Regions from separate parts of the Homo sapiens genome. Here region 2 is linked to region 1. A link is a loop called in an ENCODE intact Hi-C map of the cell type or tissue named here. Cell type or tissue: gastrocnemius medialis. All regions are shown on one strand. Each heading gives the region's core, and the rest is flanking DNA. Links, peaks and the distances in the headings are about the cores only.

Region 1 (15,494 bases), core at 5,132-13,131:
TCGTGAAATTTTGGCTAATATTAGACTTGGGGGAGAAAGCACTATTATGGAAACCAAGGGCTTGGAAGTAAATGGTCTATGAGTCAGAAGCATATTATGCTGTAGAAATAATGAGTGCTACCAGCTGAGATATAAAATTCACCATGCAGATTTCACCCTCCGGTATAGAGATTTTAAATTAGATTTTAGCTAAAGGCCTATTTTCTGAAAATCTTAACTAAAATTGTTGCCTGAAATTTGTCAGTATATCTGAATTTATCTTAAGACTTAATTAACCAAGAAGTTGAATATGGGATCCTGTATAAAACCATTGTAATTCACATCCATACCTCTCAAAAGAAGCAAAAATGAGAAGTTTTGTTTCCTATGAATTGAGGAAAGTATACACTCTTACTGTGTAAATTTTGAATGAACATTTTAAAATATCTTTATTAGGCACAGCTGCATACAAATGGTATTTCTATTTTGGCTCTGTTAGCAATTCTGTTGTTTCTATCATTGACTTTTTCCATCTTTCTTCAAGCATTCTGGAAAGAGTCCTTCTAAGAAATCAACACACATAAAACTGGTTTAGATTACAGCCTACCTGGCATGTATTTCTTTGCTCAATTTTTTCATTGCAGTAATCTTGAAGTTGACAATGACATAAGCCTCTTACCTTAAAAGGTTCAAAGATTCCCTACATGAATTTTAGTTTCTTAGATAAGAGTTTTTTTTTCATAATTGGAAAATGTATAATTTGATAAGAATTTAATAATAAAATAGGCCAATAATTTTACCAAATCCTTGATAGCAATATATATGTATGTATACATACACACACACACACACACACATATATACACACACACACACACACACACACGTGTGTGTATTTAAATAAAGATGCTTTCCAGCAGGGTAGACAAGTTGGGCAAAGGAAATATGGTATGAGCTCTTTCCTTTATGACTCCTCTGCCCCATTGAATCCTTATAAAAATATTAGACTAGTGATGGAAATTTGTCAACAGTTACAGAATAAGAAAATACGTTAAATCTGAATATATGGTACTGAATACGGCTAATAATTCTTTAAAAAATTATCTAATGACAAAGAAATATTTGTGCATTAATTAAAATTGATTGATGAAAGTGCCCAGGATCTAGACCGTTGCATTGTGGAGGTCCCCATGTCCAGCAGATCTACTCCATGGCCAACTCTGGTGATGTAGCTGCACACACCCCAGGTTGTGCTACGGTAGAAGAACCCCAGACCCTGCCCCTCCCCCGTGGGGCTGGAGATGCAGAATGCTGGGGATATGCCTGAGGGTTATGGACTCACATGCTTAAGCAGAACAAAGAAGTACATATCAGGCCCAGAATAGGGGAAGATACTCTGTCACAAAGTGGCAAGCCCAGCACAGGCTGTGAAGGCTCTTAACTCCCACTAGGGAAATATCACAGGCCCATAGCACTCATGCGGCCATGCAGGGGCCAACAATCTGTGCATGACTGCCTTTCCCAACAGAAAGATATATGACTAGAAGAAAAAAAGGACTATTCAAACTATTCTTAATAAACTTTTTTCAAAGAAATAAAGCACTTATTCTCTAGGTTTCTAATGTTTTAAGTTACAGTATACTAAACAAATCTTCATTTTATTCTTTTTTTTCATTTCCCTAGGCATTTATAACTGGCAATGAGAGAATTTTTAATGTTTATATTAAAAAATTTTAAAGGACACAGATCAATCATAATTTTTTCCATTGATTATTAAGATCACTTTGCACAGTTTCAATTTTCAGGCATTTTCATGGTCCCATTTTACTGTGCAAAGACTGACTATATGCTTCTAATGTCGGTATATTTTACAGGAAGGGCAGTTTACATACAAAACAAGTTTACAGGATGAAGCCTTTTCAATTGCCTCAGTAATGACCTTGATATTCTGTCTTTGTGATTAAGCATAAAACTAAAAGACCTTAGAATGTAAGTGAGCATCTATCCAGTGAAATAATTTGTGTTTTTTGCATATTTACAAGTCAGGGAAGACAAAACAATGGCAGCTTTGTTGACCCAGTATGTTGATTTGTGACCTGAAATACTGGAAATTTTCTCAGTAGATGTTACATCACATACTGATTATTAGCAGTTATTTACTGATAGCTCAATACGTATGCAAGAGAGGAGACACAAGTGCATGGCATGGACCCTACTCTCAAAGAGTTCACAGTTGAATTGAAGAATAAAAGTATGTTCACTAATTTACACAGTAAACATTTCTTGAATGCCTACTATGTGCTGGGCATTGGGCAAACTCTTGGTATTCATGAGAAAGCAAAATGCACAAATAACTCTGCCTCATAGAACTTGCATTCCTCAATAGTGAGTAAGAAAAATATATTTGAGTGAAAAATGGTGTAGAACAAAAAGGAGAACAAATAGGGCTTAAGAGGTTGCGAGAAGTCATTAGAGAAAGCAGAATTTGAGCTGAATCATAGCTAGTAGAACTATATATGGAGTACACCTTAGAATAAACTTATTCTAAATTTTTCCCATGGCATTTAACTTTAAAATACATTTTTGCTTTGAAAAAATTCATTTATAAATATAGAGAAAAATTTCACAGATGCTGAGCTATGCTTTAAAATTGTTTCTATATTTCTATGAAAATATATGTGTGGCATGTCTCTACATCCATAGAAATTTATTTCAAAAGTTCGTTTGCATTTGCACGCTGAGATCAGATGTTCCTGTGTTTCTGTCACTTCATACTCTTTTTTCCAAGAAAAGAGACTGTTTTGCTGACACATATAAATTTTTGGAGGATTAGACCATTTTCCTATTGTGGAACATGTATACATATTTATATATATTTATATTTTTCCAATATAAATATTGGAAAACATTTTTCTGAAAATAGTAACCTTCGAAATGTGATTTTTTTTAACATTGTTGCTCTCCAACCCTCATATTTATATTTTCAGTTTAGTACATTTTTTCTTTATATTTAATTTTTCCATTATTTTATTTTAAACATTCTGGTTTTATATCCCGTTTATTTGTCTTTCTAAGAATAACTTTCTTATATATAGCATTCTCTGTTGTCTAACGCTTCCATTCCAAGATGTTCTCCAGTTCTGTATCTTGATTGTGGTGGTGGTTATAAATCTATGCATGTAATAAAATTTCATAAAATTATGCACACACATTCAAAAGAGCATAAAAACTGGTGAAATTTAATTAATATCTATAGTTTAGTTAATTTCATTGTGTCAATGCTGGTTTCTTGGTTTTGATGAAGTGTTATAGTTATGTAAGATGTTGCCATGGCAGAAGCTGGATGAAATCTACACAGAAGCTTTCGATGCTAGTTTTGCAATTTTTACGAGTCTATACATATTTCAAAATAAAAAGTTTTTTAAGAATATTCTCTAGTTTTCATCCTTATTCAGATTAGACCTGTTTATGCCATATAAATGTAAAGGCTTTATATACTCAAAGAGCATATAACTTCCTCTTTCAAAAACTCCAAGGCTCTCTGATATGACACAGACAGTTTTATTATAATAGAGTTGTATTATAATATTTGAAGTTTTATTATAATAGAGTTCTATAATAATAAACTTTTCCTTTTAACTACATATGCCTATTCCATAATGCCTTGAGAAAAAATTCCAGTCAATGGCATTGAACACATCTATTGATAGAAATTATATTTTTTTAAGCATGGGTGGCAAAAGTTATTTAATGAATCATCTTCCAATGTGCAGAAATAGTTGACAAATAATGTACCCTTGTTTTCCCCATATTTTTCGTATTTTTTTCAATTTGCCTATATCATACATCACTTTTTCCAATATATGATTTTATCTTTGCTTCTCCTAAAATGCCATTTCTCTATTTTTCTCAAATTTAACTCTGTATTTTTTCTTGTGTCTTGTGCCTGCTTCCCTCACTTATTCCAGACTTTTTTTTTCTTTTGGAGCCAGGGTCTCACTCTGTCTGTCGCCCAGGCTGAAGTGCAGTGGAGCAATCACAGCTCATGGCAGCCTCGACCTCCCCAGGCTCAGGTGATCCTTCCATTTCAGCCTCCCAGATAGCTGGGACTACAGGCATGCACCACCACTCCGGGATAATTTTTTCATGTGTGTATTTTTAGTAGAGACAGGGTTTTGCCCTGTTTCTCAGGCTGGTCTCTAACTCCTGGGCTCAAGTGATCTGCCTGCCTTGGCCTTCCAAAATGCTAGGATTACAGGTGTGAGCCACTGTGCCTGACCTGTTCCTGATTTTTAAATACCTGGTTGTCCTCTTCTTTTGTCATTTCTTTATTATTATGTAATCCTATTCACCAAAAAAAAAAAAGCTTTTTCCCCTTTTGTTGTCTCCATCCTCAAAAAGTGATTATTGATCTCTTCTTTATGTAAGATACTAGGCAGGACCCCAAAGGGAAGACAATGCCCTCTCCTGAAAAGCCAAGGCCCAGTGAAGAGATGAGAGACAGGTCCAATGAAACAAATACAAATGGTATGAATAAAAATACAAATGATGTGAGGCTCCTGATGCTAAGTGTCACAAGCACGATGACACTTCTCCAGCCCTATTTCCATTTCTACTCTAAATTAATTTTGTCTTCTTTTGAAGTCTCACCTGCAAGGTAGCAGACCGTAAAAAATACCTAACCCTCTGAACTACTTAAACTCTATTCCAATTCGGTTATTTCAACAGGACCTTTTCAACATGCTCAGTCTTTCTTGGTGGCGGAAAGATTTTAAAGCCCTAGAATACAGGAATTGGAGTCGTGACTTCACCCTTTATTAAGTGTGTGGCTTTGGCTTACTTAATCTTTCCTAGGCTTCAGTTTCCTCATCTGTAAAATAATGGGAGTAATGATATAGAAATGTTCTGAGGATTCTGTGAGACAATTCGTGGAAAACACTTAGTAACATACCAAAAAATTAGTCAGCACAGTGTATATTATTTTTCTTCTTTTTTTAATTATCAAGGTCAGTGACTTTTAGAGAATCAATGTATTCATTTTCTACTACAAGAACTTTAATCAATAGTATCTATTTTCCTTGTAAAAATCTGTTCCAGAGATACTTTCCCCTTCCAAAGCATTACTGTATTTCATACACTTTGAGGTATGAATATAACTCCTATGATCTTTATTTCTGTTTATTCTTGGTCTTAATGTATTCCTGGCTCATCACTGTCCTTTTAAGGCATGTGTGTGTGTGTGTGTATGTGTGTGTGTGTGTGTGTATGTTTTAGGGGAATAGAGGAAGGGAAAGGAAAAGAAGTCAGACTCTACTCTGAGTAGTTTTCCCTTTGATTGTTATGTTTTGTCCATTTCATAGACATTAGTAATTATATATACAATATTAGAAGCTTTATCTGAAGTGTTCTGTGGATATTAGGGTTGAGAGCTCATATTTTTTAAGATAGCAATGTAAGTATTGCTATCCAGTCCTCTAAAATATTCCCAGACTGATAGGATTAGAAGAGTGGCCACCAGGCAATTTGAAACCCTTCAAGGACGTGATGAGAATGAAGAAGTCCAGCCAAACAGGGAAACAGCATGTGCCTCATGAATTTTCTTTTTTGTTAATAATGACTCAAGAAGAAAACAGGTGGTTGTAACTATGCAGACCAAGCAGCAAAATTCCAAATACAGAAAATAAACCTCAGAGATTCCTTTAAAGGATTATTTAAACACAAACAAATTCCTAGGGGACAGTAACAAAATTGAAATATGTAGAAGAAAGACCAGTGTGGTGTGTATGGAATTAGAGAATGAGTTGTGAGTGTGACCCTCAGAATCCCGGGAGCACATAGGCTTCCAGAGATGAAATGGCCAAAGAAAGAATTCACCAGAATGTCCCTAAGTAAAGGTCTCCAGAAAAAAGTTTCCTTGGAAATTCAGTTCAGATTCCTCCTGACCTTCTGCAAAAGATTCTCCTTAGTGTGTGTCTGGATATCTTCCTCAGAAATGACTTGATTGTAAACAGAGAGAAAAGGAAATTAATGGAGCTTAAGCTTTAGGGCCTCTCACTTGAGCTTCATGGGACCCTGTACCAAATTGTCTGTTGTAATTTTGAATTCTTCTTCTGGAGAAGGCTCCCAAAATGATATATGTTTCGGGCCCCATAAAACCTGGATACATATGTAACTAACCTGCACAATGTGCACATGTACCCTAAAACTTAAAGTATAATAAAAAAAAAAAACCTGGATCCACCCCCAGCTGTCAAGTATAAAAACTCCTTTAAACCAACTAGAGTAAGTCATCTCTCCTGAGGTCTCTAGCTTTTTCTTTCTACCCTTCTCACTGTGTCTGCTCCTTTTTCCTGCCCTCTGCCAGTTTTCTCAGCCTACTCATGACTTCCCGGCCCTACTAAATCTTTAGTACATGTGGTTCTGGCTGGCAGTGGTGCTAAGTCTGGCTCAGACTCTATGTGAACTTTCAAACCAAACTCCCACAGGCAAGTTAACTGACTCCTGTCCTTCTGCCCCAATTCCAAATTCCTTGGAGAGGGACCTGTCTGTCTAGCACAAGCTGGTTGTCACCTGGATCCAGTCAGCTGTAGCTGGGCTAACTGGGGAGGGTCCTGTCATGGGCCCATAGAACTGCTTCTTGGAAAGTGAGAGGGGAAATTCTCTAAGGAGGAGTAAGTGAGGAGGCCATAAATGTCATGTCTACTGTATTTAAAAAGGAAGTTGACTAAGTGTTTTCAATCTGCCAAAGATACACTAAGAGCTGAAGAGGGAGGGGCACTAGCAAATAACTTGCTTCCTCATTATGATTCCCGTAGTGTTCCAAAGCCACTGCTTTCCTGCTGTCTCTTTTTTTAGTACTTTTTAAATCCCTCAGTAAGTTGCTTTCAAAAGATTTTTTCTAATTAACAGAATATGTCATAAGCTCATTCTAGTATTCTACCACCCTTATAATCAAGTTTTGTCCAGTGAGTCCATTAGGCTAGGGGAAAAAACCTAGCCAATGTCTTCCTACTTTTTTATTTATTTATTTATTTTTGAGACAGGGTCTCGCTCTGTCACCTAGGCTGGAGTCCAGTGGTGCAATATTGGCTCATTGCAGCCTCAACCTCCTGAGCTCAAGCAATCCTCCCACCTCACCCTCCCGAATAACTGGGACTACAGGCACTCAGCACCATGCCTGGCTAAGTTTTTAATTTTTTGTACAGATGAAGTCTCACTGTGTTGCCCAGATTCATCTTGAACTCCTGGACTCAAGCAATCCTTCTGCCTCATCATCCCAAAGTGCAGGAATTATAGGTACAAACCACTGCACCGGGCCACCAATGTCTTTTAAATATCTAAAAATTTATAATTGTTTGTTTTTCTCCTTGCACTGTTATTCATAGGAATGTTGCCAAAAAAGAGAAATTGTATTATTTTCCAGAGAAAATAGGCTAAAAACTGGAAGCAGCTTATGGCAGACTAAATGACTCAGTTGCTACTGTGTGTATAAACGTACCCTGTAAAGTGTAGAGGATGCATTTCTCAGCAACAGGTGTGCCTTAAATGTGTTAGATGGGAACATAGGAAAAGTATGGCCCCAGGCTTCTAGGAAAAAAACAGCCTTTTCCTGCCCATACTAAATAGCCACTTAGAGACTAGAGTTTTTCCAGACCCTTACATGTTAATCCTTTTTAACAAGTTACCAGATAGCTGAACACAAACTGGGTCAAGCAAGTCTGTTTCTCAGAAGGCAAGATGTCCCATCCTAACACCATAAATCACACTCACTTTAGAAATACGTTTTTCTTTGATCCAAATGTCTTTTCTTAATAACTCATTCCTAAGATTTCCATTTTCAGATTCCTGTTTTTGCATAAGATTGCATGAAATATTTTTTGCCATTACACACAGTGCATTTTATTGAAAGGACTCTAAAGGGCTTAGGGAAAGGAAAATTTCCCTAAACTGCAAAGAAAGTCAGCTAATCATTCTGAAACATAATAAAAACTAGTTTTTAAAAATAGCTCATGATAGGTAATGGGGAGTAGGTAGACCCAAACAAGATTGGTCAGTTTCTACCTGGACAATAAAGTAAGGCATTAATTTCCTTCAGATATAGGTATTTCTGTAGCAGATATTTTTTAGAATTTTTTTAAAAGTTGTGTAAGGGTGTTTTATTTATCAGAAAAAATAAATGTATTTTGAACTGTTTGAAATGTAATCCAAAAATTACAGCTGAAAACATCAATTATTTAAATTTATGTTACACAAATAATTGTAAGTCTTGTGTACTGGAAGTAAACAATAAAAGTATGAATTTTCTTTTGACCACCCCTTTCCCCTACCAGGGGAATAATGGCTCCATGGCAGAGGCAGTTTGTACCTCAGTCCATATACATCCCCTTCTTATTGGCATTGCAGAGGGATTGCAGCCTCCCCGCGGCAAGTAGCTCAATAACCAAATATTGAAACTGTCTGAGTCTGTACCCTGCTGCCCATGTCATAAATTCTTGTATCTTAAGGTATCAATTTTTTATATGCTTTACTTTTACTTATGCTTTTTATTCCTATGCCCTTTCCCTTGTACTCTACACCTACCTGAAATGCAGCATGCATGCCAGCCATGCCTATATCCCATGAACACTACCTCCAATGCTACCTGACTCTCTACCCTTCCACTTTTCTTTTTATTATCATTAAAGTAATAATGGGCCATTAGTACTACTCAAGACACAAAGCCAAGGAGTTTACAAAAACTAAATTACTAAGTACTGTCCTAGCAGCCTTCCTAACTTAATGCCAGTTCCAAAACGGCAAACTCTTTGCCCAGAAGCAATGTTTGTTCACTGAGAAAATCTGGGTCAGTACATGGCCTTAGTTAAGCCACTTGTTTTTTCTTTATCTCATTTTCCCCCACTGTGGAATTAGCCTGGTTATTGGCAAAACACTCTGATATTTTTATTAAATATTAAAATGTTAGCAGTAGCCAAAGCTTGAGTGAATTTGATTTTATGAAGCCATGCAGAATTATTTGGAGATGCTAGTTTCTCTCAATAATAACATCACTACATAATTTAATTTCATACACACACACACAGGGTCCTAAAAGTCTTAGCACAATTTTAGGCTTGACTAATTTAGAAATATAAGTGCTACAAACTTAAAAAAAAAACTCCACATAATTTGAAAGTTTAACTAGACTTCTTTCTCATTTGTTTACTTTTGTGAATTTTGAATAATAAAATTTTAGTTTTGATTGTTTTTGTTTAAACATTTGCTACTTTCAGTCAGAAAAACTGACATGTATTTCAAGGATATGGGAAAACTAGCATTGTAAGAATTACAGAGCTCTTCACATCTGAGTCAATATTTGTACATTGCTTTAAATATAGTTCATGTCTTTCATCCAGGAAACACTTGTTGAGAACCTTCTACCTGTAAGGCCTACATTACATCAGTTACATTTCTTCATTTAATCCTTACTGCATCTTTGGAGTTAGATATCATAATCCTCACTTGGAAAATGAGGAACTTGAAGTCTAAAGGAGTGAAGTGACTTTACCATGATACTTAGAAATTGTATGTGGAAATCAGGACCTCAATCCAAAATCCTCCAGGTCTGCATCTCAAGTTCTTTCCACACTCTTGCATTATCACTCTCCTTGTTGATGTTCTGCGTATAGACTCTATTTCATTCAAGTGTGGATATATCTAAAAGTCCTCATGAAAATGTATATTGAAAGGCAGTCTGGGCCAAAATACAGAAAATTCATAAACCAAGTACCTCATAGATATAATCTCCTTTATCCAGCATAATTAAAGGAACTAAGCAGAATTAGTGGATTCACTACAGAATATCGAACCTATCTCAGGTCATATAATGGTCCTGTCACCATTCTTCTCTCTGTAAGATTCAGTGCATTATCTCTTTGACAGGCTAATCCCTAGGATGAGCTCTTTTGATCATAAGGGATCCTGAACAGGATGTTTTGCCATCCAGAAAACCAGCACCACTGAGACGCCAGCTGGAGACATGTCACGAAAACTTGGCCCTAATTCCAAAGCCAACAGTGTGTTGAAATTAGGGCATATCATTTGCTTAGTTCCTGACTGCATACTTTACAACTGACAACTGAAGATTACTAATAATGTCTTCTACTCATGTGTACCCCTCATCCAGGAGGAATCCAAGTCATTTTATCAGTGTGTAGCAGCCATTTAAGTCTCTGATTATAGAGTGCTTTTAAGTCCTCAGAATCTTTATTGTGGAGCAGCGCTTTTCTGCAGAGAAGGATTCTCCATTAAAGATCTAAACCTTATAAGCACTTCCTGGAACCATACTGCCTGTGTCAACTTGCCTGGTAGACAGACAAACATTTTATTGAACATATACTATATCTTGAGAGCTTTACATTATGTAATCTCAATTAACCCCACAGTACTTTCAAAATAGCTGTTATTAAACCCATTTTTTAAACAGGAATACTAAGACTTAAGTAAAAGTAAAATAGATAACTTGCCCAGAGGTCACATAATATAAAATAGCAGAGGCAAGGTTGAAATCATGTTTGTCTGATTCTGGAGTCTTCATGTTTGCAACTTTATTATGTCCCCTCAGAATTTCCCCATCATGCTTATTCTAGTTTCCTCCGCCATCTCCCTTTTTTTTTTTTTTTTTTTTTGAAACGGTCTCACTCTGGTTGCCCAGGCTGAAGTGCAGCGGTGTGATCTCGGCCCACTGCAGCCTCAACCTCCCAGGCTCAGGTGATCCTCTGACCTCAGCTTCCTAAGTAGTTGGGACTACAGATGCACACCACCATGCCTGGCTAATTTTTTGTATTTAGTAGAGATGGGGGTTTCACAATGTTGCCCAGGCTGGTCTCAAACTCCTAAACTCAAGCAATCCACTCACCTCCACCTCCCAAAGTACTGTGATTACAGACATGAGCGACTGCATCTGGCCCAGCCATCTCCATCTTTATCCTCCTTTATAAGAATCTTAGGCTTATCCAAACAAGCTAAAAGAGATGATACAGTTGTGCGTTTATAGTTAGACACATAGATCTGTCTCCAAACCACACTTAAGTCAAACCCTTTAGTTCATTTCAGTCCCTGCTATACATCCACATCAACAATTAGTTAATTTAAAAGCATGAAAACAGTTTCAGAATTTAGACTGTGACCTAATCTAACCATATTGCCTAAGGACCTTGAACCTCATAACCTCCGTCATTAACATTCTCAACACCATTAAAGATGTAATTAGAATATCTCCTTTAATTTGGAAAACTACATGAACTTCTTAATTTTAACCACCTCCCCTTTATCTGCATGAGCTCAAATTATTTGCTGGCAAAATGTATTTAATTTTTTTTTCTGTCAAGCCCTTATGAATTTAATTGATTAAGCTCTGTCACTGCCACAACTGATATAGGCATATATTGGATATTTGAGAGGCTCACCTATTAGTTTAATAGTTCAGTGATAAGTATATGTGTATACATAGAATTGAAGGAAGATAGTTTGAAATTATGTATGGGAATCAGCATTTGCTCTATGGAAGGAAATAAGTTACTGAATTGTAATCTAACTAAATATATCACAAAAAATTTGCTTAGCTTTTGCTTTCTCAGAGTTTCTCACAGTTTTCTTTATACTCCTCTTTAAAAAAGTAATTGTAAGAAAATACTTTGGTTTTGTTTAATTTGAGAATTATTTAAGTTAGAATACTTGATACCTGAAGCTCAGAGTCTCTCTTGCCAGCCTGTTAACAACTTTCTTTGGTCTTAAGGTGCCTTAAAAGAAACACAGAATGTTGTAGAACAAGGAGAATTATAAATCCACATTGGTGAAACCAACCTGCATTAGTGCTGTGTGTGTTTAGGGCATACTTGAAGAAAAATACAGATAAATGGAAGCATATTCCAAACAGAGCCAACAAGAAGGAGAAGGGATTTTTAAAACTTCACAAAGAGGTATAGTTGAAGGAACTCAAGATGTTTAACCCAAAGAAAAGAAATTGCAGAGGTAATAGAGCAGCTGTTTCCAAATAACTGGAGATTCTGGCTGAGTATGGTGGCTCATGCCTGTAATCCCAACACTTTGGGAGGCTGAGGTGGGAGGGTCACTTGAGGACAGGAGTTAAAGACCAGCCTGAGCAACATGGCAAAACCCCTTCTCTTAAAAAAAAAAAATTAACCAAGTACAGTGGGACATGCCTGTGGTCCTAGCTACTGGGAAGGTCGAGGCAGGAGGATTGCTTGAGCCTCAACACACAAGACTTCAGAGAGGTATGATCAGCCACTGCACTCCAGGCTGGGCAAGAGTGAGACTCTAAAAATAATACTAATAATACTAATACTACTACTACTACTACTACTAATAATAATAATAATAATTGGAGAGTCTTGTGGTGGAAAAGCAATTTAGACCTGTTATTTGAGATTCCAAGGAACAGACCAGGGCCAATCCGTCAGTCACATAGAGTTACATGGACTGCATGTAACTTCATGGGAGTCCTCCACCAGGACTTCCAGACAAGGAGGTAAATGTGGGCTGAAATTTTGCCATGCTCCTATGGCCAAGCACTGTGGCTTGGATTAGGCTGTGGTATGCAGAGTTTCTTTTAAAAAAATTGATCTGTTTAGAAGAGATGCCTTTTTGTAATGTGCCCAAAAGCACTGTGTGTGTTATGTAGACTCTGATTTCATGTTCACAGAATTAAAACATTTCTAATTAGTCATTTCTTTTCATGAGATAAAATCAGCTTCCTCAAAAACTAGTGGCCTTTTGGGTCTCTAAGCCCCAAGAAATTGGATGACGACTTAATAGAAATTTCATTCTAATCATGATACACACAGGCCTATTAACCAGAGGGAGTCTGGGAGTGGCCCAGACCTGAGCCTCAATTCTGGCACTGGCAGTGGTTGTTCAAAGAGTGGACCTAGCTGCAATGGAAGGAAATGAATTCAGGAGACTGCCATATTGCATTCAGTGAGTGTTATGATTGGCAACCGGTGACTCTGCAGTTGCAGCTGGCATCAAGAACCAGGCAAAGGTGACAGTCAGGTAGAGCACAATCATGGGAAAGAGAGCAACCAGTAAGCTCTATGAACAGAGCTAAATGGATGGCAGTCTACATGGTAGCTGAGCTCCCATAACGAGATGGTGTTCTGAGGAGATCTGCGGAAGGTGAGGCAGCCCCCACTTCCTAAGGAAGGTAATGAAAATAGGGATTCAAGTACAAGAAACAAGGTTGAGGGACTGGGGATAAAGTGGGGATGGTTAATGGGTACAAAAATATAGAGATAGAATGAATAAGGTCTAGTATTTCACAGCACAACAGAACAATAATTTACTGTAAACTTAAAGATAACTATTATAAAAGAGTGGGACTGTAATGTTCCTAACACAAAGAAATGATAAATGCTTGAGATAATGGATACCCAATTACCCTGATTTGATTATTACACATTGTATGCCTGTATCAAAACATCACCTGTACCCCACAAATATATACACATATTATATGTGCCCATAATAATTTTTAAAAATTAAAAAGAAAGAAACAATGTCAAGAGCCACTTTCTGGTCAAGACTTAGTCTCTGATAAGAGAAAAACACCCAATAAGAATTAGTGCTTACCTATAGTGCAGGATTTGTGATGAGGCTGTCTCCCCAGTTGTCAAACCGGAATTCCTTCTATCCCGGACATGTGGGGATCTGAGCTTGGGGCCGATGGACACTACAGGCGAGGGTCATTGACTTACTTGAGAGCAGGAAACCAGGCGATTTGGAAAATGAAAATATTAGGTTAGCATTTAGACAAAATGGTCCTTTAGGTATGTTCTAACCCTTACATATTCTGATTCTGTAGTAATAGATGGACTTTTTTGAACTTTAGTTTTTCCATTTTCTCATTTACTTTGGTTAAATACATGAGTGTCTTTTCCCCTGTAGGCTTCCTCGCTCATCTTTGACAAGCATCGCCTTTGTAAAGACAGAACATTTTGACACAGCCTTTTTGATATTCAGTCACGTCAAGATGTAAAAATGTTTTTACATTGAAAAGGATGAAACTTTTGCTTTGTTAAAGAAGTACTTTTTAATGACAAAAAAAAATGGGGGTGGTGTTTTCGAGTAATGTGCCTAAGGGATGTTTTCACTCCTATGCCTTCCTTCAGGATATTCCCCACAGGGGGAGCGAGGCCCAGTGTCGGGTCAAAGCTGGACATGGGGTGCACCACAACTTCAGGGCAGCCCACAAAGCCAGGGTGCGATGAGGGTCAAAGAGAATTTGGATAATTTTTGTGCAAAGAACTTGGTATTTAAAGAAGTTAAAAATATAATGGTTTGCTCTTTAAGGCATATCAAAATATTCCCTTGCCAAAATTGCTGCATTGAAAAGTCCACACCACTAAAATGGCCCTGTCAAAATTTCACCTGCACATGCTCATACTGTAAAGTACAGCTATTTCTGAAGTGCTGGTGTTTTGATTATTATTCTGTTTGACTATTATTTAAAAATGTTAAAATTTAGAATCATGGTATAATTATTACATTGTATAATCAGATACCTGGATTTTTGTCATGACTGCAATGACATCAGGATAAATAACCCTGCTCCTTGGCTCCTTGGCTCCTTGGGTGATGTATTTGTCTTTTGTCTTTTGGGTTTTTTGTTTTGTTTTGTTTTGTTTTGGAGACAAGCTCTCTCTCTGTCACCTAGGCTGGAGTGCAGTGGCATGATCTGCAGCTCACTGCAGCCTCAACCTCCCAGGCTCAGATGATCTTCCCACCTCAGCCTCTTGAGTAGCTGAGGCTAATTTTTGTATTTTTTTGTAGACATGGGGTTTCGCCATGTTGTCCAGGCTGCTCTCGGACTCCTGGGATCAAATGATCGGCCTGCCTCAGCCTCTGAAAGTGCTGGAATTACAAGTGTGAGCCACTGCACCCAGCCGGGTGGCATATTTTATGTCTCTTCCATACTGATGTGCCCTATAATCTTGGCTAAAAAAAATACAATAAATTCGGCATCTTTATTAAATAGCATCCAAATACTTAAAGCCACTCATTTTTTAAACTGTTTTATTATAATCTGATTGTTCTAAAAAATTACTTATTTGAATGCCTATATTATTTATTTGAATGCCCCTATACCTAACATGTAACCAGGTAGAAATTTTAATTATACAGTGTACTAATAATCCAGTAATGCAGATTTCTTATGTATGTCATCATGATAACTATAATTTATACTATATATGTGGTACATAGGCTTTTAAAAGTCAAATATTCACTAGAAGAGGATGATGGTTATTTCTCTGCTGCTTCAGTTTTCTTGTGTTAAATTTTTCCTTTCATGTTTTAACCATTTGGGACTAAAATCTTGAAAAGAATAGGTTTTTTAGCTTCCAGGTAGATACCCTGAGAATACACACACATAGGTCCAGGATTGGAGTGACTGATGCTTTTCATACAGTAATAGTCCCTGTTGAGCATCCTCTATGCCCCAGTCCTGCGTACTCTGCCCA
Region 2 (15,494 bases), core at 910-8,909, 120 kb before region 1:
AAAAAAAATAAGGTATCACATCGTGAAAAGACATGGAGGAACGTTCAATGCATATTACTAAGTGAAAGAAGCCAATCTGAAAAGGCTATATGCTGTATGATTCCAACTATATGACATTCTGGAAACAGCAAAACTATAGGGATAGTTAAAACATCAGTGGTTGCCAGGGGTTAGGGAGAAGGAGGGATGATGAGGCAGAACCCGGAGGATTTTTAGGGCAATGAAACTACTCCATGTGATACTATTATTATGTGAATATGTTATACATTTGTCAAAACCCATATAATGTACAACACCAAGATTGAACCCTAATGTAAACCATGGACTTTGGGTGATAATGATGGGTCAGTGTAGGTTCGTTGATTGTAACCAATGTTCCAGTTTGGTGGGGGATCTCAATAGTGGAGAAAGCTGTACCTTGTGTGGAGCCACCGGGTATATGGGAGCGCTATACTTTTGCTCAATTTTGCTGTGGACCTAAAAGTGCTCTTGAAAATGAAGTTTATTTTAAATAAAAGAAAGGAATTATGAATTAATATGAGAATTGCAAAAAGGATATAATTGTGGGGGAATTATAGAAATCAGCTACGTAATTCCATGGAGTAGCTCTGCTGAAAGTCTAACGATATGCTATGTCCAAAGGACTGAAGCAACTATCTGGGGTATGCTATGGGGGCCAACACAGAAGACATGGAAAAAAATCTTAAATTTTACCACATCCTGTTCTATCAATGACCTTTCCACCAACTGCTTATTTTGGTTTTACTCTGCTTCATCTCTATTGCTTCTGAACTTCCTTTTCATTTCATAACAGAAACTCTGAGCCTTTGCCGCCTCACTAAATTTCATTTTAAAACCTATTCTTTCTTAGAAATGATAATACAGAAACCACTTTTTACAAATACAACATTTAAAGAAAATCACAGTCACCTAAATAATCTGTTTCTGTATCAGAGAAGGCAGTGGACCTACAGACGGTCTGTTCAGTCAGCTGAGGATTTAGGACTGAGGAACTGTTAATTCCCACAGCAGCTCTACTGACTATTCGATAGTCCCAGGACCTGAAGTCTTTCAGAGTCTGCTTCATGCACTATAAATATATAAAATGAGAAAATAAAATTAATTATTGTGTTTTAAGAATATTTATAGCACTGTAAGTTTAGGCTATTATATTAATTATCTATCTCTGGGTAACAAGATACCATAAACTTGCTGCCTCAGAGGCACATAAATTTATTATCTCACAGATTCTCGAGGTCAGGACTGTAGGCAAGACTTACTTGGATTATCTGCTCAGGGTCTCACTTGGTTGAAATCAAGGTGTTGGCCACTAACAAACTGAGGTACCAGAGAAATTGTTTTTCCAAGTGTTTATTACAGTAATCCCCTAGGCTTCTCAATAAGTTTCAGTGTCTTCCCTGGATAGTGACATTGCAGAGAGCTACTGTCATTTTTTCAACTATCTTCAGTTCAAAAATATTTACTAAGTACTTCTTATTTGCCAGTTTAAAGCATTGGAAGTAAGAGACAAATCAGAGGACCTGTTCTCAGGGAACATATGATCTACTAGCAAAGCAAACTGGGGGAATGATGTGAAGGGAGACCAAGTCTGAGTCATTTTGAGAAGAGAACGGAAACTCAGAGTGGCTGTCCGGTTCAGTTTGTCTTGAGAGAAACATCCCTGCTAGTGAGTAACTAAAATTCTCTGCAGATGTTACATTTGCCATGAGTACCTGTTACATTTGGAGACTGAAGCAGTCTGCAGAGGTTATCCAAATTGAAAGCTAAAATGAGATTCTCAAAGAAAGATTAAGTCCAAATAGCAATTTTATGGCAGGGTTTGTGGAGGATCTGGGGAGAGATCACAGGCAATGGATATAGTTGAGCAATATAGTTGTATTCACCCAGCCCATAAGGGAGATGAAATTCTGACAAGGGTATCATAGGGTGAATGAAGACTTCTCCAAGCAGAGTTATGCAGATGGATGAAAAGATTCTAGGAAGTTGGATTGTGTGCTGAAAGTGTCAGCAAGCTGCTGGTGCCATTTTGTGCCCTGAACCCTATAGGTAGATCCCTAAGGATTTCAGCTGCTAAGCCCTTAAGTCCTGTTAGCCCTTGTCTCCTTCTCCAGTCTCCTTTACCTGCCCTCTAATTACGACTTTATTGATGCTGATTGAGCATCTTTTGGGAGGGAGACCTAGGAATTGTTCTGAGTTGTTCACTGTGTTTGCAGTGTAATGACCCTTGGTGCCAAAGTAACACCATTAGAGGGCTCTTTCCTGGTGAAAAACTTAAAAGTGTCAGGATGACATTGGTCACCTATAAATTAGGGAAGAGAGTGCAGATGAGAATTCAGGTGAAGTCAATGATGTCTTGCCCTTTTCCTGAGGGCGAAATACAGGAGTTGGGATGTTTAGAAAAGCTGAATAGGCAACGAGTTGAACTTTGATTGGCATGAGCTTGAATGTCAGATTGCCCAGTGAAAATGTTCTGAAAAGAAGCTCCATGGTTAAGGTGTCAAAGTGTCACATCAGTGAATACAATGTTTCCTTTTCTGTGGCTTTTCTAATAATAATGAATAGCCAGGAAGATTTTGTGGTTTACTTGCAGAGATGGCACCCCATGACTTTCTGTCACCTTTGGGAGCCAGCCTGTAAGAGAGTCCCAAAGGTGAAGAGACTTTCTCTCACCTGGGAGAGTAGGGGTCCCAATGTCTCGTAGGGCAGTGTTTCTCAAACTTACATGAGCATATGAATCACCTGGGACTCTTACTAAGATGCAGGGTCTGATGTAGTAGGTTAGAGAGTTGGAGGAGGTGAAAAGAAAAATTTGCATTTCAAACAAGTTTCCAAGTTATTCAGGTGCTTCTGGTCCATAATCTTCATTTTAAGTAACAAAACTTTGGAGCATTAGAATAGGAAAGACATACCTTAGATGATGTTATTGTGGCCTTGATATACTATAAAGCCACAAAATGAGAGGAAACATAGCTTACCCCATTAGCTGATGTATGAATTAAGAAAAGAACGATTCAGGATCACTTACAGATCTATGAGAAAAAAACAAAACCCAGGCAAACAAATATGCTTCCTGGTGGTAGTTTCTGTCTTTTCTTAAGAATATGTTATAAAAGAACAGGAAACCTGGCAGTTGCTAGAAAAGCAGACAAACCTAACTCCATTGTCCCCTAAGTCTGAAGGACATAATCTTCTGTTTTAAGTTTTAGGGGTCACTTAATACCAGATGGTTAAGTAACTTGGTCATGCTACTACCAACAACCTATCCGCTTCATGCTCTGCCATTGAGCCTATATCTCCCACTGGCTGTCAACTGCCTTCATACAGTAATACTGGAAGCAACTGAAGGTTTATTCGCTTGGGGATGAATTCTATACTTAGTTATCAAGTATTCTAGAGTGACTTGTGGTCGGGGGAAGGGTTAAGAATCTCTCTAGGAGTGGACTCACAGTGGAGCCCTGGTTAGAAGATAGCTTCAGTATTCTTTATTGTAAATAGGTCATTTGAATTTTTAATGCCATGCAATTCAAGGATCGCCACATAATTTGTATTTCTCTTAAACTTAATGCAGTGAAACTTTCCTTGTGTAATAGATGCTTTTGTAATGCAATCTTGGAAATAGTTTTCAAAGTTCATAAGGGTTGCAAAAGTTCTACTTGATCTGCTCACATATACAATTGTTCCTTTCCCTGCTCCTCTTTCTACTGCTATTTATATCAGCTGTCCTCCAGGAGATCAGTTTTCTTCTCAGCATCTGATATAAATAACCACAGTTCTCTAAGCATGGTCTGTTCAAAATTTCCAGGTAGTTCATGGACTGATATCTGGTTAACTGTTTTCATGATGTGGCAGTGACATGCATTTGTTACTAATATCTATTAATACTCTTTATATAAAATGCAATAACGGTTGCACCTGACCTCAATGATATATTTATTAAAAACCCTGCTATTTTTAATGGACAGGTAAGATGAGTTTGGATACTGCAGGGTCGTTCAGAAACAAGCAGCAGTGATATTCCTTTAGGCCATGCCCTTGAGTTGAAATTTTCCCTGAGAGTCAACTCCAAATGCAGAAATGAACATAATGTACCCAATAGAATGCAGCTGTCTGATTTGCCCCAAGCCTATTCAATATCTTTCAGACTGAAGGAGTGTGGGCTTCCGCTTATTTTCATGTTCCTTATACTGTAACTAAAAGAAACCGGAAATATTCTTGCTTCTTTGAAAATATTACAGATAATAAAAACTGGAATACAAAACTCTCTTTTTAGGGGTGAATATTGTTTTTAGTTTAAAATTGTCCATGTGAAAGGCTAGTCAGTCTAGCTTCTGCAAAAAATTCTTCAAAAACCTTTGATCATTTTAACCATTTTAGGTGTATTTTGAGCTAAAATGCACTCTTGACTTCAGGTAATGTAGCAGCAGCCATTAAATACTTAGAAGATTTAAAGGTCAAACTATGGAACAGAAGTAGAAGTTTTAACTATATAAATAACAGCATTAATAAATAGGCTTTAGTTTTTCTTCACTGGTGCTGAATCAAAATATTATTAAATATAATTAATGAAATATTTTATAATATACATTATGTATTTTAAATATTTTTCATTTTAGTCATCAAAACAATTTAATGATTTTAATAGAATTTTAATAGATTTAAGCTAACATTACCAAGCAACTTCGTAATTTAAATTTCAAAATGAATTTGTAGTAAACACAAACCCATTTTATTTTTATTTTATATTATACAATATAATGGATGACAACAGAATGTAATGACAATTTTTCAAATCCAATTTATTAATGTCCCTAGTAGTGACCATACCAAGATTATGCTGCAGTAAACCCTTTTAAAATCTAAATCCTCTCCTTACTATTAGGTCCATGCTTATATTCACTTTGTATCTATTACAAACAACTTATAAGGAAAGAATGCTGGAACTGGATTCAACCTCTGGTTTGTATTCTTACCAGGTCTGCTGACACTGAGTCTCAGCTTTCTCTTTGACGAACTGCGGACTCTAATCTGTACCTTGCCTGTTTTTTGGAGTAGTATTAACTGAGGTGAAAATAAAGTATTAGATGTGACATGAATTTTTTTATTGTATCTTTCATGGTAGACTGAGTAGGTTTTGCTGCAGTAACATAAGAAAAACAAAGCCCCAACTCTCAGTGAATATAATCTTAGCCCATAGGCAGAAGTTCATTTCTCCCTCATGCTTCATGTCTACAGGAGCTCAGCTTATGATCCCTTTGAGACCCAGCCTAACGGAAACCCCATGTTAGCATGTGTTTTCATAATCACCAGGTCAGGGAAAAGATACTGGTAAATCATGCACTGGCACTTAAAACATTCTTCCAGAAATGATACCTCTGCTCACACTCTGTTGGCCAAAGTAAGTCACATGGCCACACAGGTAAGCTCAGAGTAGGTGGGGAAGTGCATTTCTATCGTGAGCCTAGAGGGAGAGGGGAACAGGCATATCTACGATGAGATCTAATGACTATCACAGGTATTTAAATTTAAAACTGCAATCTATTTATCCTGTGGTGAATTTAGTGGAGAAATTATTTTTGCCTTGCAATGGTAAGGAGGACTGTTATGTAACTTTCTACTATGAATTATAGATGTGTACTGCCATCTACTTCTCATCTATTGAGAAGGGGAGATGTTCTGATCTGAAATAAATAAACATCAGAATACTTTTTTCACAATATATGTACTATGATGTTTCTATCAGTAGGAATAGACAGCTATACAAAAGTGAAATAGAAAAAGTGGTAAGAGGGCCAGGCACGGTGGCTCATGCCTGTAATCCCAGTACTTTGGGAGGCCAAGGTGGGCGGATCACCTGAGGTCAGGAGTTCGAGACCAGCCTGGCCGACATGGTGAAACCTTGTCTCTACTAAAAATACAAAAATTAACTGGGTGTGGTGGTGGGAGCCTGTAGTCCCAGCTGCTTGGGAGGCTGAGGCAGGAGAATCACTTGAACCCGGGAGGCAGAGGTTGCAGTGAGCCAAGATCGTTCCACTGCACTCCAGACTGGTGACAGAGCGAGACTCCGTCTAAAAAAAAAAAGAAAAAGAAAAAGAAAAAATGGTAAGAAAGGCAACAGAGGTACAACAGATTTGCTGAGAAATCCTATAGTTAGAATGGGGAAGGTTTTTTGGGAAACATGAGTTAAGGACTGGATATTGAAGCCTGGAATGGATATGGATTTATGGACAGGGAAGGATGATCTATAATACAGAGAAGTATAATTCAACACAGAAATTCTGATTTCTAGGCTATTACTGGAATACACTATTTCAAGGCTATTAATGACTACATTTATGTTATTTTTCCTAAAATATCAGGACCTTTTAATCTAATGACTCAGCTCTTCTGTGTCTCTGTTTTTCTTGCACTTTGTCTTATTGCTTTGCCATTTAAAAATCCAGCCATGAAAGGAATTTTGGAAATTGTGTTCTTTTCCATGTATGTAATTGCTCCTTAAAACTGAAAAGATCAATTAGGAAATTATTGGCTCCTTCGTACTTCTTTTACCACCTCTATTTATTAATTGATTGAATTGGGTTCGCCAGGTTTAGCTCTTTAATATCAGATCAATAAAAGATTAAATGTTTAAATTAAGTGAGCACACATGTAACTTTCACACTCCTTGCAATTTCTAGGAGCCACATCCAATCATTCAGGATTGTCAGTAACGGCAGCAATCAAGGCTAGAATCAGAGTACTTGCAACTTTTCATTCTTTTTCCTAAACTTCAGCCTACATTTATGGGAATAATAATGCAGCCATACTTTCCTCAAACTCAGTTTATATTTTTGTTTGAAATTAAAGCAGCTTTTTGAGACAAGAATTAAGATTGTTGCCCTGATGCTAGTCATAGTGAATTTCTAACCCTTCTAACCCTTCTTAAAAGGAGATGGTCGTATTTGTTTCCTTTGGATGCCGTATCAAATTACCACAAGCTGAGTGGTTCAAAAGAACAGAAATGTACTCTCTCACAGTACTTGATGCCAGAAGTTTGAAGTCAAGGTGTGTCTGAAGGTCATATTCTTTCTGAAGGCTCCAGGGAAGAAGCCTTCCTTGCCTCTTCCTAACATCTAGTGGTTCCTAGCAATCCTTGACCTGTGTTGGCGTGTAGCCGCCTCACTCCGGTCTCTGCCTCTGTCATCACATGGCTTTTTGCCCTCTGTCTCCCCTGTATCTCTAACTCCAAATTTCTCTCTCCTTATAAGGACATCAGTGGTTGAAATTAGGGTCCACTGTAATCCAGTGTGATCACATCTTAATTATATCCGCAAAGACTCTATTTGCAAAAAAAAAAAAAAAAAAAAAAAAAAAAAAAAAAAAAAAAGGGTCACATTCACAAATACCAGAGTTTAGGACTTCAACATTTCTTTATAGGAGACACAAATCAACTCACAACAATGGCATTATTGAAACTTTTTTGTAATTTTTTAGCATTCTATTCTGTGGGATACTTCCCCTCCCAGCCCAGAAATTTATGCCAGTTACTAATTTCATCAAGATTATTCCCCTTGCTACCGATTGCCACCTTATTTAAAAGTCTGCATTATTGTTGACCTGCCCCAAGACCTGGTTTCTTGATACCCAGTCTTCTCTTTCTCATGATTTTCTCCGTGCAACTTGTTAAACTTTTACTTTCTTTCAGAAAGCACTGGGAGGCAGTTCAGATGTACCAGGGTAGACAGGCTAGTGATCAAGGGTGAGTCAGGGATTTGCTGACAGGTACTAATGGGAGTAGTCATTGAACTAAACCTGAAGCAACAGTGAAACAAAACAAGGTTTGCATCACTTCTAAAGAAGATACTTAGAATTGTTTTCTTCCTCTTGCTTCAACAACTACATTGGATATATTTAGCTGAATGCTTTATTTTGACTCTAAGCAAAATCTCATAGCAACATCTTTTCTTTCAAAGTACCATTAATGTAATTTTGAGTACAGGAATAAGGAAAAAAGTTAGAAAATTTCATTGAGGATAATAAATTGAGACCAAACACTACCAGATAATACATCAAGAACATTAACATTAACAACATCCTTTTATGTTATGCTACATTCTTGTGTTAAACTAATGTATACCATACATTATAGATACTAATGTAGTAGTTGCGGAAAATAATGACGCTCTTTGATTCTATCTAGCAGAACTGCAAACTCTTAATTATAATAACAAAAGATTATGTGTTACACTCTAAGTCTTGCCTAGAATGATACAAGATATGGATTTTGAGTTATTTTAAGGATTATAATCCTTATATTTATGTTCTAGTTCAGGGGTTGATGATAACCTAAGGTCCAGAATTTGGATAGGAAAAAAAATGTATTTGTTTTTCCTAACTCTAACTGATATTTGATATCTCCTTCAATTATTAATGTAAGCCACAAACCTCAGGGGTTATGGCATCAATAGAAATCCTAGATTAATTTTAAATTATATCACAGGTATTGAATATATCTCAAATATAATTTATACTTAGCACTTCTTCAGAATTATGTTAGCTACTTAGACCTGCTGTGATACCTTATTTAATGCATTAATAAAGAATTCTTTTAATATTTTGATAACTATTTCTATATACTCATTTTTCCTTGGAATATTTTTATTTTATGCATTTTAAAACAATTCTGTTGAAAATAGTTCCTCGGGCTTCATGGGACTGCCAAAGTGGCCCATGACACAAAATCGGATAAAAATTTCTCTGCTAGTTTTAGTACCTTCTGTTTCATGATGGCAAATTAAAAGGCAGGTTCAAATGTCAGCATTATATACTACAATTTTCTTTCTTTCTCAGTCAGACAATTCATTAATCATCTGATATTTTTTATAATACTATACCTAACATGGGGATAAATGACTGAAAAAACAGGGTTGTAAAAATAGAAGCATAGCATACATTCCTGTCCTCAATGATATTCAGTCTAGTTAGTTACATAGCATATGAATTGCCATTGTCCATATCATATCTTAAAATAATTCTTATACTGTATTTTTATAATGCTTAAAAAATGTACTCAAAATGCTGTCCTCTGTAAGAACTCATTGAACACCTTCAACAGGGTTGTTAAATTGGTAAAGCAAGATCCTACTAGGTTTATAAATAAAGAAAAGGCTTTCCCTTAAGTAGTGAGAGATGAAGCAAGAAAACACTCAGCTCTCCCAAACTGTAGTTCAGTGGGACTTTCATTTCACATCATTTCCTTAGAAAAATCCTACGTCAGAAAATCTTCAGTCTTTTTCGTTGTATAATCTATACATCTCCGAAAAGTGTAAGATGGCTTGTTAAGAATAAAGTGTGGTTTGGTTGTGTAAGACCAACCAGAAAGGGGAAAGGGAAGAGGAATGATGTTGAGATTGGGAGAGTAGTTGCTGTCTGTGATCTTTTATACAGTTGATGTGTGATAGTTGTTTGTTTGTTTGTTTGTTTTTTTAATTCCAACCTGTTCTTAAATGCAAATACAAAAACTAGAGAAAGAGATGGAATCAAGCTAAGGTTAAACTCAAAAGTGACTTCAGTATCAACTTGTTGGTTGTATGTAGCCTTTCTGTCACAGAACTGTGCCCTGGGTTCTTTTTACTCAAAAAGTATTCCATAAAACAACCGCCTATTGGTGCATTACTTCACAGCCTGTTATGAATGAGAATCTTGAGTCCCACCCCAGACTTAATGAATCAGAATCTGCATGTTAACAAAATTCTCAAGTGATTTGAATATACAGCAAAATTTGAGAACCACAGATGACTTTCAATTCACCCATAATAACTGAGAAAAGACTGTAAATTCCTACACCTTGTTCTTCCATAATTTAAGGAGTTTCTTGCTTTGTTTCTACCTTCATTAAGGGATATGAGGCCCATGCTAAGAAAAATGCGTTTAATAACTACTTTGAGTGAAAAATCTCACTAAATCAGGCAGTTGTTCCTAAAGAGAATTTAAACAGATTTTCATCATAGACAGCATGGTATCTGAGACAAACCTGCCCCTGTTGGTGCTGTACCAGGCAAACTCAGTGAATGTAAGTGGGAAATGTTTTGGGAGAACAAGAAAGCCCAAGTATTGCATTTAGGCAAATCATAAGTGCATAGTGTGCCAGAGAAAACAAATGTTTTTCCTGCACTGGCTCTGACACGTTCACACATGAATGTGTTTCATTCAGAAAAAGTAAAGGCTCTAGAATGGCACAGTCTGGTTTTATGAGAAACAGATGTGCCATGGTTCACCCACTCCCTGACCACCTGTGGTTTGCCCATGACTCAACTTTCTTGAATGAGGGGAGTTAACTCTTGGATTCTGAACAAACTCTAAATTACATATTTATTTTCTTCCTCCTCATACTTCTTTTCACCACTCATTGCCATGATAGAACCTTACAATTCTGAGAAGTTTGAATTCTCAACACCCCAAAACATTTTCATTTAAAGTTGAATCCTTGCTAAAGGTGAATCCTTGCTCTGATATTTAGATTGAGATTCTGTTAAAAGTTCAAATAGAATACCAATTTATCCAGCTAGTTAGAGTGATTTTTGGTTTATATTTTAAAGCCACCTGGTTATGAGGTATCTTTACTTACTGCCTATTTTGTTGGTTGAGGATAGGAATTATTACCAGTCAGAAATATGCTTTTGATGTCATTGGTTAGTCACTTAATTTTCAGCTACCTCTGTTTATTGGAATAATGTGGAAAAATTAAAAAAAAATTTCTCAGACTTTAATTCAGGTAATACCTGCTGTTAAATGTTACTGTGAACTACTTCCTCCAACTGCTCACAAGTAGCCAAAGGGAAGGATTTGAACTTCATTACATTTTATCTCTCCTGCCATGCTCTGCCTTCCACTCTACAGAAAAGGGACAGGGAAATAGTCCAATCATAGGTAGGTGGATGGAAAAATACAAGGCACAAATAGCCCACATAGGGAATAATCATACCTTAAATAGTCACTGACAACATTTAAAAAAATATATTTTTATTTCCATTTATGTAATCAACTTAGGGTTGTTATTGACCTGCCACTGAGGCATTTGGTTTTTCTTTTCATAGGACCTTTTTCATTTATTTCTTCAGAAGCATTATCTAATTAAAAACAAACATTTAAATTAACATGGCCTGTCAAGGAAGTACAAACCAGTCTTGAGTTAAGCTATAATTACAATGACAACAATGTCAAAAAGAAAAAGCAAAAACCTTTTTTAAAACCTGTAATTACTTCATTGTTTATAATTTTTAATTGGAATGCAAGTAACAGGGAATTCAAATTTCATAAAACCGTGGTCTGTATATCTTGTTATCAAAATGCTATCCAAATAACACATGGCAAAATGTAATTTTTTTATGTAAATGGGGAGACTTATGAGACAAAGAAGCAAATAATCTGGCCACAATGTGAGTCTTTGGCAAACCTTGGAAAGGAACTCCCAAGTGCATTTCCTAAAAGAGTACTTTGTGTGTTCAAATGTACTAACTCTATCCAGAGTGAAAGAATGCCTAGGAATGAATAATCTGCACAATCTGATAGAATTAAGTGTTAATTATTTAGAAGTAAAATTTACTAGAAATCAATTTCAGTATCATTTTCAGATTTGGTTTTCAGAAAAGGAAATACCCTGTTTTAATAGGTTTGGAAATGCAGGACTACTTAAAGTTTACTTGGGTAAGATAACCCTTAATAAATTATCAAGGTACTTTTGGATTTATTAATTTTATAAACAATAAAACTAGCTGTTGCTAGATGTCGGTTATAGACTGAGCTGTAGAAAATTAATGATCTTTTAAAAAGACAGTTGATTTTTCACATGGCCACTGTATGATGCTTTTTAAGTTCACTTGATTAAAAAGGTGACAATACTAACATTTCAAAATTTAAGTCATTCTATATGATCAAATATGGTTCTATTTGATACATTAAAATATCTTAATTTGAAGTTAAAAATGCTTTGAATAATTAAATAGATATATAATAAAAATGTTGAATTCATGTGTCATGCATACTGATTTTGTACCTCATAAGCAAAGCTACAATGGTACTAACAGGGTGTAATTTGTTCAAAATAAATTTTTATACCAGATGATAGTGACCTTAAAAAGGATTTTTATTGCTCAAGCCTTCCACTTCCATTCCTTTGACATACTTAATGAGTTTCATCAATTTATGTCATTAAAAAAGATACATCTTCTGAATATGCCAGTTGACCAAATCTATTATTTTGGATGTTTGCTCAGATAGAGCTGGTACTGGGATGAAAAAAAAATGGCTAAGATATGGTTCCTACCATTAAGAAGCCTATGATTTGGCTAAAGAGAAAAATCTATCCAAAACTAGGTTTAATACAAGAAGGGTTATCCAGAGTGCTGGTAGGGAGGGAGACACATAGGAGAGTAAGAAGTAGCATTTGAATTGGATTTTAGGGGATAGGCAATTTTTTTATTGAAATACTGAAAGGCAATTTCAGGAAAAGGGTACAGTGTGAGCCAAGGCATGGACTCAAGAAAGTACAGGATGAATTTAGGTAATGAATCATCTGTGTGATTTGGACTCAAAATGAAAAAAAAAAAATATAAGAAAATAAGAGATGAAAACATAAGTCGAAGCCAGATTTGAGAAAGCTTAAATGATGTACTACAGCACTGAGATGAGTCTTTAGATCACGAGGGACCAAGAAAAAAACATAATTTTTTGTCATTAGGTAAAACTCATGTTCATTATTAAAAAGGAGAAATGTAAAGTAAATATACACATTTACAATACAAAAATCATCAAATACTTTGAACCACTTGAAACTGCCATTTTCAAAAGTCAACAGCAGTCAAATATCATCACTTTAATATAGCTCATCTTAATAATTGATTCTGGAATCAGAAATGTGCATTTTACCATTGACTTTTTTTATGAAAATAAATTATTAAAAAGCAGCATAATTAGGATTAATATAGGCATCACTCTTATTTAGTACAAAAAGCAATGTATCAATTCTATAATTTTGACCACCTACTGTGTTCTGAGCATACTGTAAGGCGCATTACCTACCTTTATTCATTCATTATTACTCGAATCACTTTAATGATAAATGATGGTCAGAAAATATTTATATAGATTTTCCCAAATCATCTGTAAGTAAGTGATTTTTAAAGATAGGAAAGTGATGCTCAAGATATTTATATAAATTTCACCAAGTAGTTAGCAAGTAAATGGTGGTGATAGGATTCAAATGTACATCTTTTGCCTTTTGTTTGTTTGGGGTTTGGATTTGGTTTTTGCTATACTACCATACATTGCTTCACGTTGGGGGTAAGCTATCTCCATAGCATGACCCAGCAATCCCCCAGTGAAAAGTCAAACATTTGTTGAGCATCTGTCTTGAAGGAGACCCCAAATCAGGTGCTGGGTGTAAGGGCGGACAGCATGAAAGACGTTGTCCTTTTTCATATGGAGCTTATATTTGAGTTGGGAGACAGGTGCAAAACGTTAGTTACAAACTAATTTCTTCACTAAAGTCATGCTATGTGCAAGGAGATAAAGTACAGATGAGTTGATGTTGTATAAGAGGAGGAAGTTAATCTCCAAAGCAGGAAAAACAACCTCAGACATTTAAGCTAATACCTGAAGGTAAGTAGAAATTAATGAGTTAATGGAAATGAGAGAAGTTTAGGCAAAGAAAACAGCCTAGGTACAGATTTCTGCTTTCTTTAGGTAACAACTATATCTCAAGGTAAACAAGCTTGGAATGAAAAGCAGGGTCCTAAAGAACATAGTTTCACTCTGGCTCTGCCCCACCCATTGATATGAGCAATCAATCATCTTCAATTATTTCTGTGAGTCTCCAAGTTGTATTCATACATGTTCACAACCACAGTCCATTAAACAATTTGGATCTTCACAGTCTCCTGAATTGCCTAAATTCCAAAGTGTGTACAGTTTAGGCTAACAAACGAGAACAGCCAATCCATGTAAAATAGGGGACTAGACTAAGTTATTTTGAAGCTGTATTTCTGTCCTAATAACCTATCATATTGTGTTTCTGATTTTCTACAAGTATTAATACTATAAAATTAAATGTTTGGTTTTATTAGAAACAGGGCATAGTGGATATGTACAGTAACAAAGGACAGGAAGTGAAGAATGAATTGATCGAGGTTCTTCTAGATAGACTCTAAAAGAATACTTCCAAGAGACAGGAAATATTGTATACCCATTGTCAATGTTTGAATATTATTAATGAATTAATAATTAAAATGTAAGGCAAGTTTTTACTTGCTAAGAAGACCTGTGCATTCATGTAACAAACACCATGATGAAGCTATAGAATGCTTCCATAACCCCCAAAATTTCTCCATTTCTCTTCCCTTGGTACTAGTTTCTGACAGTCACTGATCTGATTTCTGGCTCTATAGTTTGGCCTTTTCCAGAATGTCACATAACAGGAATCATACAGTATGTAGCTTTTTATGATTGGCTTTTTTTCACTTGGCATAATGCTTTTAAGATGAATCCATTTTGTTATGTGTATCATTCCCTTATTTCTTATATTTTTGAGTTGGATCCCATTTTACAGGTATACCATAAAAGGATAATTTGTTTATTCTTTCATTAATTGTTGGATATTTGGTTTGGTGATTATGAATGAAATTTCTATAAACAGTCTCAGATAGGTCTTTGTGTAGGGACTTTACTTGGATAAATATATAGGAGAAGGAGTCCTTGATTGTATAGTAAGTGTATATTCAACTTTATAAGAAAATGCCAAATGTTTTCCAAAGTTGCTGTACCATTTTACATTCTCTTCAGTAATGCGTGAGTTTCAGTTCAACATCTAAACCAACACTTGCTGGTGATTGTTTATAAATTTTAGCCATTCTACTTGGCATCTAATAGTATCTTATAGTTTTAATCTAATTTGCATTTTTGTAATAATGATGGTGAACATCTTTTCACATGATGTTTGCCACTCATAGCTCAAGTGATGCACCTTTTAAAATATTTTGACCAATTCTAAAAGAAAAATGGGTTGTTTGCTTTTCATTATTGAATTGTAAGAGCTCTTTATGAATTCAGGATGGAAGTTATATTTAATGAGATGGGTGTTTTACATATATTTTCTCTAAGTCTATGACTTGCCTTTTAATTTTGTTAGTATGTAGTACTTTTTAAACTTGTGTAGATTCTTTGAGATTTTCTACATAGACAATCATGTGGTCTCCAAATAAAAGACAGTCTTATTTATTCCTTTCTAATATGTATAATTTTGATTTCTTTTTTGTACTTTATTATGTTGGTTAGAACCTTCATTATGATGTTAAATAGGAATAATGAGAGCATTCTTGCCATATTCCTGGTCTTAGGTAAAAACACTCATTCTTTCACCATTAAGTGTGATGTTACTTATAGGTTAACTTAAGGTGCCTTTTTTCAGGTTGAGGAAGTTCCTTTCTATTCCAAGTTTGCTG

The links. Peaks named below come from ENCODE experiments on the same cell type or tissue, not always from the same donor. Only the 100,000 strongest peaks of a DNase experiment are listed, where the experiment ranks them.
Region 2: it touches region 1 in a loop (6-fold over the local background); 3 of 110 quality-filtered maps call a loop at or near these places.

The regions. Positions count from the first base shown.
Region 1 is chr6:72,855,631-72,871,124 of GRCh38, forward strand. All of the region lies in intron 1 of KCNQ5 (potassium voltage-gated channel subfamily Q member 5), which reads left to right. Among named protein-coding and RNA genes, the nearest start is that of MIR4282, 100 kb to the right of the region's middle. In gastrocnemius medialis, for the core only: no CTCF peak of the experiment used is centred there; DNase peaks (open chromatin) are centred at 6,391 and 9,991; H3K27ac peaks cover 4,056 bases.
Region 2 is chr6:72,738,721-72,754,214 of GRCh38, forward strand. The region is part of intron 1 of KCNQ5 (potassium voltage-gated channel subfamily Q member 5); the gene reads left to right. Among named protein-coding and RNA genes, the nearest start is that of KCNQ5-IT1, 120 kb to the left of the region's middle. In gastrocnemius medialis, for the core only: no CTCF peak of the experiment used is centred there; a DNase peak (open chromatin) is centred at 7,741; H3K4me3 peaks cover 547 bases; H3K27ac peaks cover 3,135 bases.